Linked DNA regions of Homo sapiens: region 2 is linked to region 1. The links are chromatin loops, found by intact Hi-C in ENCODE. Cell type or tissue: endothelial cell of umbilical vein. All regions are shown on one strand.

Region 1 (8,000 bases):
AAACTACGTTCAGGAAGAATTTTAATAAACCAACAGTTTTCAAACTGGTGCCCAGACCAGAGAACCTGTTCGAAATGCAGATTTTAGGGATCCATCCCAAACCTTCTGAATCAGAAATTCTGAGGGTGGGGGCTGAGCAACCTAATTTTTATTAACATACCTTTCTGGTGACTGCGATGCACACTGAAGTGTGAGAACCTCTGAAATTAACCAAATGGCAATTTTAACATACTTTAAAGAGCATCTCATTAATTTAATTTTATTTATTTTTTAAACTTTTATTTTAGGTACAGTGGTGCATCTGAAGGTTTTTTATATGGGTAAATTTGTGTCACAGGGGTTTGTTGAACAGATTACTTTCTCACTCAGGTACCAAGCCTAGTACCCAATAGTTACTTTTTCTGATCCTCTCCCTTCCTCCTCCTCTCACCCTCCACCGTCAAGGAGGCCCCAGTATCTGTTGTTCCCCTCTATGTGTCCATGTGTTCTCATCATTTAAGTCCCACTTAAAGTGAGAACATGTGGTATTTGCCTTTCTGTTCCTGCATTTTTGTTAAGGATAATGGCCTCCAGCTTCATCCATGTTCCTGCAAAGGACATAATCTCATTCTTTTTATGGCTGCATAGTATTCCATGGTATATATGCACCGCATTTTCTTTATTCACTTTGCCACTGATGGGCATTGAGGTTGATTCCATATATTTGCAATTGTGAATAGTGCTGCAATGAACATACACATGCATATGCCTTTATGGGAGAATGATTTATTACATCAGATATATCAGTAAGGGGATTGAATGGTAGTTCTGTTTTTCGCTATTTCAGGAATTGCCACACTGCTTTCCACAACAGTTGAACTAATTTACACTCCCACCAACAGTGTGTAAGCATTCTCTTTTATCCGCAACCTTGCCAGCATCTGTTAGTTTTTGACCTTTTAATAATAGACATTCTGATTGGTGTGAGATGCTATCTCATGGTGGTTTTGATTTGCATTTCTCTCATGATCAGTGATGTTGAGCTTTTCTTCATATGCTTATTGGCCACATGTATGTCTTCTTTTGAAAAGTGTCTATTCATGTCCTTTGCCTACTTTTTAATGGGGTGTTGTTGTTGTTGTTGTAAATTTGTTAAAGTTTTTTTATAGATACTGGATATTAGACCTTTGTCAGATGATGAATAGTTTGCAAATATTTTCTCTCATTCTGTAGGTTTTCTGTTTACTCTGTGGATGGTTTCTTTTGCTGTGCAGAAACTCTTAAGTTTAATCCAATTTGTCAATTTTTGCTTTTTTGCAATTGTTTTTGGTATGAAAATGAAATCTTTGCCAGTTTCTTTGTCCTGAATGGTATTGCCTAGGTTAACTTTCAGGGCTTTTATAGTTTTGTAATTTACATTTAAGTCTTTAATCCATGTTGAGTTGATTCTTGTGTATGGTGTAACATAGGAGTCCATTTTCAGTCTTCTGCATATGATAAGCCAGTTGTCCCAGAACTATTTATTGAACAGGAAGTCGTTTCTATAAGGGGTAATTTGAATGGAATAATGTGGTAGATTCTTTTTAAGGCAAAGAGTTCTTTTAAAAACGTGAGTAATCACCTTCTAATTTTTGTATTTTGAAAATTCTGAATTTTAATGCCAACCCTTTTTTATAAGGAGGCATATCAGCATGTCATTTGATTAAGTCTGATGTTCACACTTTGCAACAATTTTGAGTATACAGCCATATATATGTGAATATATATACTGCTAACTCTTATCTTCAGCTTGCTAATTTCTACTAGGCTCACTAGGTAATATCTCCCATGTTCTATTTCAATTTATTCAGGTCAAACCCCAATTGCAGCTTCCTCCAATGACTTCTCCCAAGCATTTCTCATTCCTTGAAAGGAGATTCCCCCAGGCTGAACTGAGCAATGATCAAAATTCCTTGTGTCACGTTACTTCAGAATTACCAAAATTACAGATTTAAGTGGAGGTCCTTCCAGTTTTTTCCTCTTACATTCTAGAATTACAAATCAGTTCAATTGAGAAGACAGACGCTTTTCTGGCTATTTTGTGCCCAGAAGTAGAAAAATTACTTCGAACAGCTACTAAGTCATGTTTTGATTGTTGTTGTTTTAGTCTCAAATATTTCAGCAGCAAATAATGAAACCTAAGAAACTCAGAGGTGGCCTGCCGAAATGAATTTTATTCCTTTTGCAGACAACCAGGCCTTTGGCAATTTTTTTGTCTAAGAAAAATCACATTTTGCTAAAATACTCATACAAAACACACACAACATACACATGCATATGAGCACTTTTCTCTGTGGTGGTCAATGGTGGCAAAGACACTATGCATTTATCACCTAACCAAGATGGGAATTCACATTTTTCTGAGCCAATAACAAAAGTACCTTTAATTTTGTTTCTTCTTCTTATTTTTTTAAAGACAGGGTCTCACTCTGTTGCCCAGGCTGGACTAAAATGGCATGATCACAGCTCACTGTAGCCTCAACCTCCTGGGCTCAAGCGATCCTCCCACCTCAGCCTCCCAAGTAGCTGGGACTACAGGCGTGCACTACCACGTTCAGCTAGATTTTTGTACTTTTTGTGGAGATGGGGTTTGCCATGTTGGCCAGTCTTGTCTTGAATTCCTGGGCTCAAGCAATCTGCCCACCTTGGCCTCCTAAAGTGTTTGGATTACAGGTGTGAGCCGCCACTCCTGGCCTAATTTTATTTTTCATTTAAAAATATTTAATCATCCAAATGATAGGTGTTATTCTCGATTAGTCTTTGGAGTACTAACATTTTCATGAAGGCATTCAACCTAAATGGAGGTGAAGTGGCCTAAAATTATGGCAGAAAGAGAAATGGAAGGTTAGTGTCCAGTAAACAGTGTCAAATCAAGGCCACTGTCACCACTGAGCACTGAGCCTCTGAAGATTCATCTTGTAGGATAGTAGCTTTAACATGTTAATGAATCATAGATGGGTAACTTTGAGAGTCTGATTAAAGCTACGGAAACTCTCCTGAAAATAATGCACCCAAGCCCATACACCATTCTAATACAATACCGGGGGGCTTGCAGGCTCTAAAATAAGCATTCTCACTATTAGGGGATGGACTTTGGGCCCAGTCTTGAACTCAATTCAAGCATCATCAGAAATGGAGGATATTAACTCTTTTCTCCAAAGACAGATATTTTGCAACCTTTGAAATACAGGTATTTAATTTTTTATTGAGCCTTTAGTATATCAAGAAATCTGCAAAACCTAGTCCTTGCTCATAGAGAAGGGTGAGAGGAGGTAGTGATAGGAAATATAAATGCTATAAGAGGGGTAAAAACACATTTTTAAAGTTTAAATGAAAGAGATACTATGTTCAACTAAAAAGAGGACGGGGAATTAAGAAAAGCTTCAAGGCATTGGAGAAACACTTTACAAGATGAAAAGAATTTAAAAGGTATAGTTGGCCAGAGAAGGTGAAAGGGGAGGAGAGAGAAAAGATCTTTCAGGAGAAAGGAAGGGCGTTAGTATAAAGTGTAGAGTCAGGAGAATGAAGTAGTTTTTAGAATCCTCTTTGATTAGATCAGTGATCTTCTCAATCCCGGCTGTGCTTTCTAATTACCTGGAGAGATTTTAAGACCCTACCCCAGATCATCAAATCAGAATCCCTGGGGTTCGTGAAGCCCAGACATCTGTATATTTTTAAAGCTCCCTAGGTGACTCTAATATGCAGCCCGGATTGGGTGCATGTCAGAATGGACCAGAGCATAGAGACGGAACTGTAGAGAGCAGGAGATGAGACTGGCTGAGTAGAGGACCTCCTATGCCCACGAGGCGTCCTGCACTTAGCCAAGAATCCTGGAAAGTTTTTAGGCAGGGGTGACATGATCAGGGCTGTCTCACTGAATTATTCTTTGTTGAAAACTGCCCTGTCGTATACACTGAGCTCATACAGATTGAGTAAACAGAAACGAGGCATTGACTTCCTCTGCCATGTCTAGTTACCATGGAAACAGAATACCATCACTCACAAGGAAGTGTTTCCAGCTTGTTCTCTGTGATCACTGCTGCTCCTTTCATATGTTCTCCAGATAAAACTGAAATGTCTTTTTGCCTATTGTGTTTCCATTGTCTGGAATTTCCTCAATTTTTTTTTCCACTTTGCTTCCTTGGTAAGGATTTGCACAGTCAGACAAGTGGCATACTTGGTTAATTCACTAATGTCAAAATATTTTGATAAAAAATTGTTGTCTTCTTAAGGAGATTGGCTGTCTGGTTTGAGGCAGAATGGCATCATGGGAAGAAACTTAAAGTCAGGAAGCACTGAGTGTGAATTCTGGCTTGGTTATTTGCTAGCAAGTTAAGTTCTCTAAGTCTTAATTTTTTTTTTCTTTTGGTGAGTATGGGTTTTTTTGCTTGTTTGTTTTGTTTTGCTTTATTTTTTTGAGACAGGTCTCACTCTGTCACCCAGGCTGGAGTGCAGTAGTGCCATCTCGGCTCACTGCAACCTCCGCCTCCCCAGTTCAAGCAATCCTCCTGCCCCAGTGTCCTGAGTAGCTGGGACTACAGACATGACACCACGCTCAGGTAATTTTTGTATTTTTAATAGAGACGGGGTTTCACCATGTTGGCCAGCCTGGTCTTGTTTTCCTAGCCTCAAGTGATCTGCCTGCCTCGGCCTCCCAAAGTGTTGGGATCATAGGTGTGGGCCACTGCGTCCGGCCTGAGTCTTAGTTTCTTTATAAAATTGTAGAATAATACAATTTGTTTAGCATAGAAGTGAAGACTGTAGAGGAAATATGTAGATTGCATATTGTACTGGGCAAGTAATAGCTCAATAAAGGATAGCTGCTATGCTATTATTAAACAGTGTTACCCAGATCTTAAAAGTAGGATTTATAATAAGACCTTTGGTAGTTTATTTTTTCTTCAGAGAGATTATTTTCATCTCCCAAAGTTAGAGGCCAAAAAATTAAGTGCAAGGAATAAAAATGTTGTGGGTTTTTAAAAATGTCTTTCTTTCTGATAATGACATTTTTGGAAGATACCACTACCTAAAACACTTCTGATTTTTTAAGAAGCTAAGATCAAGACCAGGCACAGTGGCTTACATCTGTAATCCTAGCACGTTGGGAGGCTAAGGCAGGAGGACTGCTTGAAGCTAGGAATTTGAAAAGAGCCTGGGCAATACAGTGAGACCCTGTCTCTACAAAAAATTAAGAAATTAAAAAATTAGCTGGACATGGTGGCATGCACCTGTTTCCTCAGCTACTTGGGAGGCTGAGGAGGGAGGATCCTTTGAACCCAGGAGGTTGAGCCTGCAGTGAGCTATGATCATGCCACTGGACTCCAGACTGGGCAACACAGCAAGACTCCGTCTCTTAGGAAGAAAAAAATGAAGGGCAGGGCATGGTGGCTCATGTCTGTAATCCCAGCACTTTGAGAGGCTGAGGCGAATGGATCACTTGAGGTCAGGCATTCAAGACCAGCCTGGCCAACATGGGAAAACCCCATCTCTGCTAAAAATACAAACAAACAAAAAATTGGCCAGGTGTGGTGGTGAGTGCCTGTATTCCCAGCTAATTGAGAGGCTGAGGCAGGAGAATCACTTGAACCTGGGAGGTGGAAGTTGCAGTGAGCCAAGATCATGCCACTGCACTCCAGCCTGAGCAACAGACTGAGACTCCATTTCAAAAAAAAAGAAGAAGAAGAAACATCTCACAATAAGAATTCTAAAATGACATGCCATTCAGATCAGGAGAAAACACAGGGTTTCTAGAAATGAAAAGATATTTGTTAATTTTGAATCAATATATGGAATCTTTTATGGAAACATTAAGAAAGACATCTAGTTAGAATACATGCAAATGGTAATTTTTAAGTTAAAATGCTTTGAGTACTTGTAATATACCATGTATTGTACTAAGCATCTTACATGAATTTTTTTTATATTGACTACATTTGATCTTCATGACAGCCCTATGAGGTAGATTAGCTTTTACTGAGGTTGAGGAGAAACAGAGAATACTGCTGTGTATGTAGCCTATAAGCTGTTGTCTCTATTACGCTTATTTTTTTTTTTTTGTCTTTTTTTTTCTTCCTTTTCGTGGAGAACGGGGTCTCGCTATATTGCCCAGGCAGGTCTTGAACTCCTGGGCTCAAGCTATCCTCCCGCCTCTGCCTCCCTGAGAGCTAGGATTACAGGTGTGAGCCACCATGCCCGGCCAAGCTGTTGTCTCTATTATCCTTTTAACTTTTCTTCATTGTTCATGCCTGTAGTTCATTTCATTGACTTCCTCTCAAGAAATCACAGCCTGAGTTTCTCATGACCTTCCTTTATTTCAACTCTCTTCCCATGGAAAGTTCATTGTTTCCTTCCTTGCTCACTGGAAGGCTACAGTGAGCTATGATCATGCCACTGGACTCCAGTCTGGGCAACACAGCAAGACTCTGTCTCTTAGAAAAAAAAAAAAATGAAGGGCCAGGCATAGTGGTTCATGTCTGTAATCCTAGCATTTTGAGAGGCTGAGGTGAGCTCCTCCAATCTGAGCTCATCTCTCTTACCCGTTAGTTTCCATGTCCTGGAAATTCTTCCTCATTTGTGCTGCATGTTTACCTGGAGCTTACTCCCTTCTGCTGAACCACTTCTTCTCTAACCATGTCCCGCTGGAGTCTACAACATTGCCAGACATTTTGTTGTGTACTTAATGAAGATGATGTAAAGACTGCATTTCTCAGTAGTGTCATTTCAGAAGACTGACTGTGGAGGAAAATGGGTCAAGACGACTTCCCTGCAGTTATCCTATCATTATCATCAAAGATCAATTTCCAGAACCAGAATTTGAGTCTATTCAGTCAAATGGCTTCATTGACTCCCTCTATAAAGTTTTATTGAACAATTTATTCTTTTAAAATATTCAAAAATGCAAAAAATCTTCATTAAAAAAACATAAACTTCTATCATTGATATTTTCCAAGACTTTGTTTTAAACTGATGCTGAGAATCGTCTTTATGTATAATTCTTATTCCTTAGGGGAGAACCATTAAAACTAGTTGACCAAAGGAACTGATTTTAAGAGGAAGTTCCACAGTGGTCTTTTTTCATACTTCAAAGAATAATACATATTATTGGTATCCATATATCTTTTCTCAGATCTTCCAAACTGCTCCCAGATTTGAATTTCTTAAAAATCTCTCACTGCCAACATATTGCTGGTGTTGAAATACAATCCATGTCTCTCACAGCTTCAACAAACATATTTAACACATTTATGCATACATTAGTTAGTGTAAACATGACTCACTTAAGTATAAAAGGTTTTTTAGAATTTTAAAATTTCACCACCATGTCATTCCACGGAAACTACCTCGGGGCTACTATGAAGGAGTTTCAAACATCTCTCACATAAAACATCATTATACATTAGTAGAAACTCTATTCAGTCAAGAAGAATGGCATACTAACTGGAGGCAGCTCTATAAACCACATGCCGTTTTAATTAAATTCATTTAAAATGCTGTGTCTCTCAGTAGATTTGAGGGCAGATAGAACCACTTAACAATAGCCAAGATCTAATCCAGTTTGTCAGAACTAATAATAATACAAATGCAATTTCTCACACAGGGACACATCCAAAAAGTTCACAAATGAGCAATTGTGAGGTCTTTTTAAAAAGTAAAATTTATAAATTATTGCAAGATGTTACCAGCCTCAAACCATGGTTGCAATTTCTAATTCCAATGAGTTGATAAAAGGTGCTATTAATAAAAAGGCACATTTTGGGCAGCTGACATAACTAATTGATCAAGTAATTTGAGTAAAAATACAAGATTTCACTAGGAAACCCGGACAGGGATGAAATCACTCAATTTTCCAAAAGCCAGAAGGCCTTGAAAAAAGAGGAGACCACAGAACACTTTTATGCCTAACCAAAACCAAATAAAATGATCCCAACGTACAAATAGGCTTCAGATGATATAATGTGACGAGAGATTTCAACTATGTAGGC
Region 2 (8,000 bases), 89 kb after region 1:
GTGGGATGGGGGACTGAAGTTGAGGAATAGAGTTTGGAGTCATCCCCCTACAAAGGGCTGTTGAAACAGGAGATGCAATTCAAAGTCTTAACAGAGCCAAGGGAGTAATTGAGCAAGCAGAGCCGTGACTGAGGGCCAGCCAGAGAGGAAATGCCCTGTCCTCAGGAGGTAGATCCACCAGGTCCGACTGAGGGTCCACACGGAAGGACACAGACCTATGAAGTTAGATCTTCTGATCTTTTTCTTTCCAAGAGAAGTCGCAGAACTTCACAAAAGTGAAGTTTATCACTGAAATACAGGTTGCCAATAATTTTCAACACCAATGGGTAAAATTCCTGGCAGGAATTCCAGAAGTCATCTGAGAAGTTATAAATGCCCTTGACCAATGAGGGTCCATCTAACTAGTGTGCTGGAAATTTTTTGACAGTCAAAAATGAAATGTATGATCAGAAAAATCACTGTTAAAGCAATAGCTGTTTCATTCTAAGCTGAAAGCAGCCAGGAGAATCTTCTTAGAAAATGTGAGTTTTCCCCTCCTCCACATTTCCCCAGCTTTTACTTGACCTTTCCCCAACATTTATTTACCTTTTTCCAAATCATCAAAACTGTCTCGTGCAACTTCAGCAATATTTATGGTTATTAAGGAGGAAACCATAATATAAGAAAGTCTTGTATTTGTTATGATTTTCTTGCAAAGAATTTCAATCACAAAAGGGAAGTAAAATGTATTCTCAGAAAATTTCTTCAAAGTGCAAAGGCTTTCTTGCAAATAATAAATATGTCTTACAAAGTTGATCATTTAAGTTGGAATTCCCAGCCGGAGAGTCAATATTTTAAAAATAAACAATAAAAACATTGAGGGAACTTAAAAAAAGATTATATTAGGTAGTGATGATCCAAATAATATGTCTTTAAATGCAGTAGGTTACAATGTTAGAAGACACAACTGTAAAGGGCTTTCCATTTATTGATTTTTTGATCCATTCCAAAGCAGATGCTTAGCATCAACCTCTAGGAGAATAAGGAACCTCAAGAGAATGCCTCATAAAGGGTTTGGAAAGTATACATTATAGTGAATGAACGAGACTTTACACATAGTAAAATGGCTTAAATAGTAGCATTAAATGCAGTGTCAGCAGTGAACTCCGTAGGATTTCCTGGGGGGCTTGCTAGTCTGACCCACTAAATCTCCCTGCACATCAAAGAAAGCAAATCGAGGAGCAAAACATGAGGGACATGAGTTATAGAGATTCCTGTGGCTAATGCAGGTTATTGCTAAGGCAATTCTGATGCTCTCAGTCTAAGAAAATAAGAGTCAAAGCTACCTGCTGCTAATTATTGCTCAGTTACTTCATACACATAAAAAACTGCTCTCTCATTTACAAATGGCAAGGGATCAAGTGGGTAAATCAAACCCACCTCTGGGTATAGGGCTCCTCCCTGTCTGATCATCTACATGTTCCACCACACACCAGCCAACTCTCGGCTTCACTCTACCCAGATTTAGGAGCAATCACAGCTCAGTCTCTCCCCAGCCCCATCCACTGCAATCAGTTGCACTTTTGCACCTCCTGCTCAGCATCCTCGGAGCAGAGTCCCATATTCAGAACTCTTTTTCCATCAGTGGCATCTCCCCTTCCTCACTCACTGTCACCCAGCTTCATTGCCAAATTCACACATCTTATCTCCCTCCACCCCCACATCATAGCCCTTGTTCTCCTGCAAACCCTCCAGCTTTACTATCACTGAACACAATCCCCATTTCACCCCTTGTCTTTCTTTGTCAAGCCAAGTTATACTCACCCCAAAACAGATGTCTCAAAGTTCAAATCAGCTACTACATTTACCCTAGACTCCATACACAAATCCCTAGAGCCTGCTACATTTTTTCAAATTTCAGCTCTCTACTACTGATTTTCCTTTTGTTCTTTGATTTACCCTTTATCCTCTGCTTAGTGTTGTCACTACAGCTCATCTCCACTTATCCTCCCAAATGTCTCAGTTTTGATCACTTTGGCTTCAGCACATCTCTGATCTAGTAAGCTGTCATTCTTTTGATCCAAACAAATGAGTCAATATAAGTAAAGAGCTAAACATTATGCCTGGCAAATACTAAATACCCAAGAAAAGTTGTTTCTCCTTCTCCTCCTCCTCCTCTTCCTTTTCTATCATTATTACCATTAGTTTACCCTGCCCACTCTTGCCCACATCACCAATTGCACCCTAATTCAATAACCATGTCATCACTCAAAGTTCACTGCAATCATTTAAAAAGTGTTACTGTGAGAATTACATGAAAGACATGGGACATTACTGATTTAATAGCAATACATTTAAAGTAAGGAAATCCAATCTGTGTTCCTAGCCATTCTAAAACACTTCAGAGCAAGTAGTAGGAGCTTCTCTATCTAAATGGGTTATAAAATGGAAGGCATGTGGGAAAAGGGATGCGACTCAAAAAAAAAAAAACTTTTTAAAAAATTAAGTGTAGTCATTTAACTCAACAGTAAAAAAAAAGAAAACTTCTCAATTTTTTCTTCTGAACATAAGAATTACATATCAAGCTGTCCCCAGCAGGCATCCCCTGCACCTTACCCACTTCCCCCAGAGGATGGGTTGGTATATGAAGACATGGTTTCTTCTCTAGTTAGGAAGTTAGTTACAGGGAAGGTCTCTCCTGCTATTCCATTATACAAATGGCTCACGGTCCTAAGTTTCTTCTTTTTTTTCTGGGACAGAGTCTTGCTCTGTCACCCAGGCTGCAGTGCAGTGGCCCGATCTCGGCTCACTGCAACCTCCACCTCCTGGGTTCAAGCGACTCTCCTGCCTCAGCCTCTCGAGTAGCTGGGACTACAGGTGGGTGCTACTGGGCCCGGCTAATTTTTGTATTTTTTGATAGAGATGGGGTTTCGCCATGTTGGCCAGGCTGGTCTTGAACTCCTGACCTCAGGTAATCCTCCTACCTGGGCCTTCGCTGGGGTTATAAGCATGAGCCACCACACCCGGCCCCTCAGTTTCAATAGAGGAAAAAATGGGGAGAGGAGGGAGGCAGGAAAACATGAGAGAAAGAAATGTGGATACTGAGGAGGGAGGAAATAAAACTAAAATCAATTTCACATCTTCTCTTGCCTTGCCAGGTTCCCCTACATCTCCTTTACATTTCTTATGTCTGCATATATCCATAGAGAAAGGAAAATGTCCAGCTTTTCTCGAACCCAACAATGAGCTCTATCACCTTCATTTTATTTCTGCACATATCATCATGGTATAGTTTGGTCCTATTTAGAACAAAGTGTCTAGCAGAGGAGATGCAAAGGGTTTAGTTCTGTTTACACAGCTGCAGAGTAACAGCACCTCCCAAAGCTTAGCTTTTGAACAATATAGATCTCTATTTCCTTTCGGTTGTCTAAGTTGGCAGCCGTTTGGGATTCCATTCCTAATGCTGGCATATGCAAATGTATTTTTAAGCTTAAAGTCAGAATCCTAGGAGGTTTAAATCACTGCCCAGCTGTTGCCAGACTTATTGAAAAAATACCCAGAAATAAGTTTTCTTTTCCTGCCTGAAAACAATTGCTCTTGTCAGCTCTTCACTATCATATATTGAACTTTTCATCTGCCACAGATACGTGTAAGAAATTTGATCTTTCACAGCCCCATTTCACCTGCTTAGTGTCTCATAAAATGCAGCTGCCTCTTTCCACTTGGATGGGAGGCCAAGGGATGATACAGACGACCACCGTGAGCCCACTTTTACAGCTATAGCTCAGTCAAAAAAAAAGAGGGTGATAGACATCTCAGGAGGGAGTTGGCCAGTGAAAGGAGGGTTATTTTCTAAATTTTTACAGCCATCAGTACACTATGAAAACAAAATTTTAAATAAAATCCACCTTATAGTAGGACGATGCTCAGGACTGTTCTACTAATACCACAGAAGAGCAGTTCTCAAACATTTTTATCTCAGTACCCTGTTATACCCTTAAAAATTATCAAGGACTTCAAAGAGCTTTAGTTTATGTTTTTATGTAGGTTATCTATTAACATTAATCATGTTAAAAATCAAAACTGATAAAACTTTAAGTATTTAATTATTTTAAAATAACAACATACATGTTATTTATTAACATTTTGTGAAAAAAACATACAATTTCCAAGACCAAAAAAAAAGTAAGATGAGTGTAATTCTTTTACATTTTCACATATCTTTTTAACATCTGGTTTAATAGAAGTCAAATGCTTTCTTATAGCTGCTTCTGCATTCAATCTGTTGTGATATGTTATTTTAGTTAAAGTATATGAAGAAAATCTGGCCTCACACAGATATGTAATCTGAAAAAGGAGGAATATTTTAACAGCCTCTTCAGGTAATTGTGGATATTCTTCACTATTATACCAAAAGTCAACAAATAGCAGTTTCTTAAAGGTTAGCGGCAATGTGAATATGAAACCATATCAATCAATGAACTTTTTGTACTCTGTTACATTAAAATCCATTGGTCTATCCTAAACGTTGAATCGATCTTTTACTCATGTATGATTTTATAATGTCATGAATAGGTTACTTGGAAAATGTAACTGGAAAATAATAAATCATGCAGACCTTCCAAATATTGACACATTATATTATATCTGAAAATCAAATTTAGTAACTTCATCGCCAATCTTTTCAGAAGTCTTTAGGTGACATAAAACTGTCAAGCTCAGGATGGCCCAAAATTCTAATTTTTGCTTGAAAGCTCAAACTTTATCATTAGCAACAAATATTGTCAGTTGTGTTCTTGAAGTGACAAACTCACACCATTGATTTTTGAGAAAATGTCTACCAAATACTGAAGTCTGAATCACCCTAGCTTGTCAGTTGTTCATGTAAAAAATAGTGTTTCTTTTTTTTTAAGGCCGCTAGTTTAGCTCACAATTCAAATTACTGTACAAATGTTTTTCCTCAAGACAACTACTTGGTTGGTAGCAGAAGGCTTTGCGTGTTCCCATTTGTCACACAATAAGACATATACCCAAGAGTAGACATTTAATGTAACTAATTTTTTTTCTGCTTTATGAAGGACATTCTTAAGTGAAGCTGAGTTATTTTTTTAAAAACTGTGCATGTAGCAGTGAAATTTGGGCCACTACTAGTACAGTTTGGTGCTACTGCCTCAAATCACGTTAGAATACCAGCAGTTTTACCCATGATTGCTTTAATATCATCATTGCAAATGTCAACACAGTAGAAAAGACAGATAACATTTTAGTGTTATTATGAAAATAGCTTTGACCTTACAGATCCCTAATGTTTCTGGGGAACCCCTAGGGGTTCCCCAGCTTAGGTTAAGTCAACTGTGACTTAACCTAATTCTGATAAGATAGAGTTGATTCTAAAGCCTACAGAGACATTTACTTGACAAAATTTTGCTAAGTGTTTATATAAATAATCTAAACAGAGGGAGTTCAGGCTTTTTTTAGGAAAAGAAATAGTGAAAGGCAGACTAACAAAATCACTCAGCATTAAACATTCAAGTTAGAGTCAAAAATTCCACAAACTATGATTTAAAAATACCTGGGAGATCTGAGTAAGACTTCTAGATACAGCATAAAGAAAACTAGAGTTAGGAGGAAAGTGAGGCCTTAAAGAAAAGACCCTATAGAGCATGGTGGCATGCGCCTGTAATCCCAGCTACTCGGGAAGGCTGAGGCAGGAGAATCACTTGAACCTGGGAGGTGGAGGTTGCAGTGAACCAAGATCGCGCCATTGCACTCCAGCCTGAGCAACAAGAGTGAAACTCCGTCAAGAAAGAAAGAAGGAAAGAAAGAGAGAGAGAGAGACCCCATAGAACAATGTGTGAAAGATTTCTCACTTGCCTAAGCCAGGTAACAGGTAAGGAAGACTAACTGAGAAGCCACTTTTCATTCCCCATTCTCCTTCTCCCCTCACTAAACACACACACACAAATGGGCGTTAGCCTGGTTGTAAAGTGAAGTAAGACAGTTGTTAATGAACTATAGATTTATGTTTGTGTGATTTTTTTTATTCCTTTGTCCTAATTTTGCTGTAGGCTGCTTTTTTTTTGGTCTTAATTATATTTAATTTTACAAGAGAAAACAAAGGGTGATTTTTACAGACCTCAATTATATCTAGTAGGCTTCTTCATATCACTGAGGAGTTTGCAAACCATCATCTTTGTTCACAGAGGCATTTTTAATTCATTTTACTTTTTTAAATTTAACTTTTATTTTTAAGTTCAGGGGTACATGTGCAGGTTTCTTATATAAATTTGTGACATGGGGGCTTGTTTTATGGATTATTTTATCCCCCAGGTATTAAGCCTAATTTCCAGTAGTTATTTTTCTTGATCCTCTCCCTACTCCCACCCTCCACCCTTCAACAGAGCCCAGTGTGTATTGCTCCCCTCTATGTGTCTATGCCTTCTCATCATTTAGCTCCCACTTACAAGTAAGAACATCTGGTATTTGGTTTCCCATTCCTGCGTTAGTTTGCTAAGGATAATGGCCTCCAGCTCCATCCATGTTTCTGCAAAGGACATGATCTCGTTCTTTTTTATGGCTGCATCATATTCCATGGCATACATATACCACATTTTCTTTATCCAGTCTACCATTAATGGGCATTTAGGTTGAGTCGCTGTCTTTGCTATTGTGAATAGCATTAATAGACTGCTTTAATAATTACAATTATACATGTTCATTTCAAAACAAGAACTTCAAGGATTATATAATCCAGTACCAGCATTTTACCCATAAATAGGGAAACAGATATAGTCATACACATTTACAACCATTAAATGGAAGAGTTAAAATGGAAATGTCAGACTTCCTCATTATTGGGCACTTTCATTAAATAATGCTTTCCTTCCAGTGTTTACTTATTCAAGATTTTACTAATTTAAATCCAAAGAAAGCTCTTAAACAAAAAGCCGTTATGATGGATGCTGATCAGTCTACTTCCGGTCCAGTCTTGCTATCCCTCTGTATCACCACCTGGTGGCATCACATGTAAATTGCATGAGAGAGCTGACACCAGAAGGAAAAGCATTCCTCTGAAATTCCCATACACCCCATCAAAGCCAATACTGGGTAGTCCCAAGCACTGCAGGAGTTTCATTTACATAGGAAGGACCTATTTGTGGCTGTAGAGAACTACTATTTTGGAGGAAAAACTATCTCAATCCATACACACAGTTGAAACATTATGTTGATTTTTCTAGGTTCCTCTCAATTTTATTCATATTGGGTAAATTCTTGACTAGGAAATTCAGAAATTTTTCTAAAATTAAGCCTTTAGTATCACTCTTGCTGAATTTGTGACATGTATTTAAGACTGTTGTGTCTACATATTGTCTCTAGTCCTATTTTCACTGTTTTATGATTCTGAGCTACCCAAATTGTACTACTTTAACTGTAACTTGAGCATTGGCAATTGCAGCACATTAAACAGGAGAGGCTCTCGAGCCCTCAGTACAGAGGCCCATTATGCTAGAGAGAAAAATCAATCCATAGGGTATCTGCCCTCTCATCTAGTTAACAGAGTAGAGATGAGAGCTCTTAAATCTTAAAGGACTCAAAAGCCACTGTCGTCTTTGCCAAAAAGTTTGGAAAATTTTTGTTTAATTTCTGACCCCTATGGTGCATTCCACCAATTTAGAGATTCAATATGCTTCTCTTTGGAAAGGAAACTGTTCCCCAATTAACAGAATCAGCCATTCATTTCTTAGAGTATCTTCCTTCAAGAAACACTCAGATGATATCAAGAGTCCTTAGGAAATGAGAATCTCAAGTAGAATCCTTGAAAGAGTATAAAACTAAAGATGGAACAGTTTGGACAACTAGAGAGCAGTATTTTGGAATTGGGTCACTGGAAATTAGGGCAGAAGAGGAACCGGAAAACAGAATCAGAAGAAAGGAGATGGGAGCCCTCTAGGCACTGTCACAAGGATAACTACATGAAGAAAGAAGTAAGGACTTGCAACAGGATCCTCAGGAAACACACA

Evidence for each region. Peaks named below come from ENCODE experiments on the same cell type or tissue, not always from the same donor. Only the 100,000 strongest peaks of a DNase experiment are listed, where the experiment ranks them.
Region 2: it touches region 1 in a loop (9-fold over the local background); 10 of 110 quality-filtered maps call a loop at or near these places.

What each region holds. Positions count from the first base shown.
Region 1 is chr7:95,882,868-95,890,867 of GRCh38, reverse strand. All of the region lies in intron 6 of DYNC1I1 (dynein cytoplasmic 1 intermediate chain 1), which reads right to left. Among named protein-coding and RNA genes, the nearest start is that of DYNC1I1, 110 kb to the right of the region's middle. In endothelial cell of umbilical vein, no CTCF peak of the experiment used is centred here; a DNase peak (open chromatin) is centred at 4,167; H3K27ac peaks cover 1,455 bases.
Region 2 is chr7:95,794,110-95,802,109 of GRCh38, reverse strand. The region is part of intron 1 of DYNC1I1 (dynein cytoplasmic 1 intermediate chain 1); the gene reads right to left. Among named protein-coding and RNA genes, the nearest start is that of DYNC1I1, 26 kb to the right of the region's middle. In endothelial cell of umbilical vein, a CTCF peak has its summit at 6,993; a DNase peak (open chromatin) is centred at 3,409; H3K27ac peaks cover 351 bases.